Linked DNA regions of Homo sapiens: region 2 is linked to region 1. A link is a loop called in an ENCODE intact Hi-C map of the cell type or tissue named here. Cell type or tissue: right lobe of liver. All regions are shown on one strand. Region 1 overlaps TTC39C (tetratricopeptide repeat domain 39C). Region 2 overlaps LAMA3 (laminin subunit alpha 3).

The links. A loop is a pair of places that touch in the nucleus more often than their neighbours do. Peaks named below come from ENCODE experiments on the same cell type or tissue, not always from the same donor. Only the 100,000 strongest peaks of a DNase experiment are listed, where the experiment ranks them.
Region 2: it touches region 1 in a loop (2.8-fold over the local background); 35 of 110 quality-filtered maps call a loop at or near these places.

What each region holds. Positions count from the first base shown.
Region 1 is chr18:24,117,890-24,120,389 of GRCh38, reverse strand. TTC39C (tetratricopeptide repeat domain 39C) reads right to left here. Exons shown (of 14, transcript NM_001135993.2): 8 at 2,158-2,265. Among named protein-coding and RNA genes, the nearest start is that of CABYR, 20 kb to the left of the region's middle. In right lobe of liver, CTCF peaks have their summits at 1,013 and 1,214 (motif pointing right); a DNase peak (open chromatin) is centred at 1,199; H3K27ac peaks cover 454 bases.
Region 2 is chr18:23,923,659-23,926,158 of GRCh38, reverse strand. All of the region lies in intron 62 of LAMA3 (laminin subunit alpha 3), which reads right to left. Among named protein-coding and RNA genes, the nearest start is that of LINC02958, 58 kb to the left of the region's middle. In right lobe of liver, no CTCF peak of the experiment used is centred here; no DNase peak of the experiment used is centred here.

The DNA of each region.
Region 1 (2,500 bases):
TAACGGTGCTCCTTCCCTGCCTCATGTACTCTTTTGTTTTTGAGACAGAGTCTCACTCTGTTGCCAGGCTGGAGTGCAGTGGAGCGATCTCAGCTCACTGCAACCTCTGCCTCCTGGGTTCAAGTGATTCACCTGCCTCAGCCTCCCAAGCAGCTGGGACTACAGGTGTGCGCCACCACGCCTGGCTTATTTTTGTATTTTTAGTAGAGATGGGGTTTCACCATGTTGACCAGGATGGTCTTGATCTCTTGACCTCGTGATCTGCCTGCCTTGGCCTTGCCTCATGTACTCTTTGTACTGGAGCTATTCACCCACATCTTATCCTCTCTACAAAATCCCAATGCAGGAACAGAGATCAGAATCTTTCATGCTTATCCTCTGCTATGATTGGTATGGTTCTGGGATTGCCAAATATTGGGGGGGGGGAATTAATGTTCCTCTATACAGCCACGCTGTACATTTATGTATTTGAAACTCAACAAAGATGAAAAAATAAATAGCTGTCCACCATCGACTGTGCGGCCCAATTACACCTAATGGCTGCGGAGTTGTGTGCAGGCCTCTCTTTTCTGGGCTATTCAATCTGGATTCATCCACTCTTCAACGTATTAAACACACTGAGTCACTCAACAAATAGCTGCTACTTTCATCTGAGATGTCTTCAAATTCTATACAACAATCCTTTAAGTGTGAGACACAGCATATTATCCAGTATATGAAAAATAAGCTTATTCAAACATCAGGGACAGAGCCATGAGAACACGCCTGTCAACAGGGATTGCAATGCGGAATATGGACAAAAGAGGGCTTTGCACTGACTTTTGGGGTCCATTTGCTAATGGACCGATGCAATTTTATAGGGAATTTAAGAGATCCAGAATATCCTTATTGGTCAATGTTCATCAACCCTATCTTATTTTATATAGATCAGTTAAGAGGGCAGAATGGAAGTGGAAGATGGTCATTAAATCTGAACGTTAAGAATAAGAAGGTATTGAAAATAATGTTTGGATTAGTCTTGAATTTTAAGTAAAAGAACCACTCATGTGGCTGCAAGAGGAGAGTTCATTACACAAACCAGAAAAGGCTTACATGAAGTTGCTTAGAGGCAGAAAAGGTACAACCGCTTGGCTTTCTTCAATTCCACACCTCTACAACTCTGAATCACGTGGCCTTTTAGGTATTGAAGGATGCAGACAACTACTTTGGCCACCAGGTGGCAGCACATCTCTATCTCCTCATACATGGGCAAAAAAACACTTAATTCAAAACAGAATACAGGTGTTAATAACGATATGCAATGTAAATACCTTGCATCTAAAATATTATACTGTAAATATAATAGAGTTATGAGGTAAAACAAGGTTGGAGCAGATGACTCAGACCTATGCAACTTTGTAACCAGGGCACGAACCAAACAAAAATACTAGCACAGATCAGGCTCTGAGGCTCATGCCTATAATCCCAGTGCTTTGGGAGGCTGAGGCAGGAGGATCACTTGAGGCCAGGAGTTAGAGATTAGCCTGGGCACCATAGCAAGACCTTGTTGCTACAAATTTTTTTTAAAAAATTGGCTGGGCGTGGTAGGGCATGCCTGTAGTCCCAGCTACTCTGGAGGCTGAGGCAGGAGGATCGCTTGAGCCTGGGAGGTTGAGGCTATAGTGAGCTGTGATCAGGCCACTGCACTTCAACCTGGCAAAAAGAGCAAGACCCAGACTCAAAAAAAAAAAAAAAATTAACACACTGAAAAAAGACTGTTCAATTCTTAAAAATTCTTCAGAATCCCAATAAAAAACATAGCATATTAAGTAAAGGGATAGAGACAGGTTGAGGCAACTTAGGGCAAAATATACAGTAACGGGGAAGACCTCATAATATGCATTTCCAAGACACAAAACAGGACCAAGCCAGGCCCAGAGGGGAAGCGTGTGGTGAAGGGGCACCCTGGGCACTACTGAATTTCTGGGTGTTCACCTGGGTCAGTGAACACAGTATTCTAGCACTATTTACTTGGTTGCACAAAACATTAACATGCTGGGGAAGGCTGTGGAGGGGTACAACTTTTGCTTCCTCTTGCCATCATTCTCCCATCTGCCCACGTCAGGCGAGCTAATTCACGACAGAGAGAGGCACACTGAGGGACCATGGGCGACTCACCTGCAGTCAAGTAGGCATAATAGCACTGGGACCACCTGGACTCATTTTTTAGCCTCTCAAAGGAATCAAATGCATCCTTGAAATTGAGCTCTATCATGCTGCACCAACCTATGAAAGAAATATTTTTAGCACATGACCCTAAAGTACTGAGCTCTATGACCCATATTTAAGCCACGAGCCTCTGATATGGCGATCATTCTCTGTGCATGTTCTATGAAATGCGTAAAAAAGTTTAACCTGAAAACCTAAGAAATTATTTTTTCCCTTAAATACTTTCAATGTAAAGTTTGAATTTGACAAGGCACTTAGGTTTGAGTCAGACAACCAATAAAACAGCACAGAA
Region 2 (2,500 bases), 190 kb after region 1:
AGGATACATGTGCAGGAAGGGCAGGTTTTCTTATCTAACATTTATTGAGCACTGACCATGTGCTGACCTCTGCTAATTCCTTTACACACTCTGAATCTTCCAACCACCCTAAGAGATAGGCAGCTACTATGCCCATACTATAGATGTAGCAATGAGGCATTAAGAGGTTAAGGCCTTGCCTAAGGTCACACAGCTGGTAAGTGGTAGAGCTGGGGTCTGTACTGTCAGTGTGTCACACAGGTTAGTGAGGCTTGAAGCCCTTGCTTTTTACACTTACAGTTGGTATTCCTGCAGCACTTGGAAGTGATCATGCCTTTTTCTAGAAGAGTTACCTACAGCAGAAGTGTTAAAATGGAAGAGATTTACTTCCACTATTCCTGGGGGGATTCTTGTTACCTTGGCTTACCTGAGGACCTACAGTTCTACATTTACTCCAGGATACAGGGTCTGAACATACTTGCTAGAGGAATGTGATTGCACTGGGGCATGAGTTGTTGTGTTGGTGGGTTCCTGCGTTGGGGTATTTATGTATACTTTGGGCCAATCTGTCCACAAAAGCTTAGCCAGCTCCATGGCTGTTGCAGGCCGACTTCAGAGAGCAAAAAGAACAAAAGGCAGCCCTAATCTTGGTGTTGGGTACTTAGTCGATGTTCAATAGATCTACTTTTTGGATCATTTTCATTTTAGTGTGTATAATCACACTCTGTAAACAATGGTGTAGGTCCTCAAGAAAAATGCCCTTGTTGGTGTCACACCCTCTGGCATTACCAGGGATGATTTGCTCTTCTCCTGGGTAGGAGATGGGATTAACAGAATGATTTCTGATTATAATCGGAAACAAGCCATTCCAAGATCTGGGTCCCCATTCCCAGAAGAAACACTACAGTGAGAGGGGGAAGAAACAAAACGTGCACAAAATCCCTTGAGCAAAGCTGATTTAGTGATTACACTTGCTTGCCTTGCTCCAGGTTAGGTTTGAGAACTTTGTCTAAAAGGTCCCTCCATTTATGCCAGGGACCAGAACACCTCCCTGCTCTGGAAGCGTTGGCTGGTTGCCCCTACAGAGCTTGGCTGTGGATTATCCATGGAACTCCTCTGTGCCCACCCCACCTCCCAGTGACTCATGCCCAATGGCAGTTTCAGGAATCTCTGGGCCACCAAAGACTTCACCACAGGGATGAGGCAACACCCAGAACAGCTGACTATTCCTTAGAATTTTGCTTTAGAGGGAGTGAAGGGCCAGTGAAATCTTTTGACTGGCCTCTATCTCCTGCATTTTCCATGTTCCAGTGATTTTAATAAAAAGTCAAAATATAGGCTGTGCATGGTGGCTTATGCCTGTAATCCTAACACTTTGGGAGGCAGAGGCAGGTGGATCACCTGAGGTCAGGAGTTCGAGACCAGCCAGACCAACATGGCAAAACCCCGTCTCTACTAAAAACACAAAATTAGCCGGGCATGGTGGCAGGCACTGTAATCCCAGCTACTCGGGAGGCTGAGGCAGGAGAATTGCTTGAACCCGGGAGGTGGAGGTTGCAGTAAGCCGAGATTATGCCATTGCATTCCAGCCTGGGCAACAAGAGCAACACCTCGTCTCAAAAAAAAAAAAAAAAAAGAAAAAAAAAGGTCAAAGTATAAAACTTGCCCAGAAAAAGGAAGCAGTCCCTTGTTTGGAGGATCCCAAAATAAGTTACTAAGAAAATTCTAGGCCAGGCATGGTGGCTCATGCCTGTAATCACAGCATTTTGGGAGGCCAAGGTGGGTGGACTACCTGAGCTCAGGAGTTCAAGACCAGCCTGGACAACATGGGGAACCCCGTCTCTGCTAAAAATACAAAAAATTAGCCAGGCATGGTGACACATGCCTGTAATCCCAGCTACTCAGGAGGCCAAGGTAGGAGAATCACTTGAGCCCAGGAGGCAGAGGTTGCAATGAGCCAAGATGGCGCCACTGAACTCCAGCCTGGGTGACAGAGCAAGACTCTTGTCTCAAAAAAAGAAAGAAAATTCTGGACTGGGCACAGTGGCTCACGCCTGTAACCCCAGAATTCTGGGGGTGGGAGGATCACTTGAGGCTAGAAGTTCGAGACCAGCCTGGGCAACACAGCAAGACCCCATCTCTACAAAAAATTGTTTTAAAAAAGCAAATTCTCTATGTATATGCATCTCTATATCTATATATTTCTTTAATGGATGGAGATGAAAAGGCAAATAAAGGTTGAGTGCTGAATTAACCTAAAGTTTTGCTGAGCCAAAACTAAAGCCACCTCTTTTGTGGTTCTACCTACTGCTCTTTTCTAGAAAACCTGGACTGACTGGCATCCACATCACTGTCTAGGGGCCTTGTGTTAATATCATGCAAACACAAACCACCACCAATGGGTTCCTTATTGCCTCAACTTGAGAATTCCTCCTGGCTCTGGGTAAGCCCACTGGCCTCTACCACCTCAATGACTACCTGGCCCTGAGCTTCATTTACCCTTCTCCAGACTGGCCTCCTT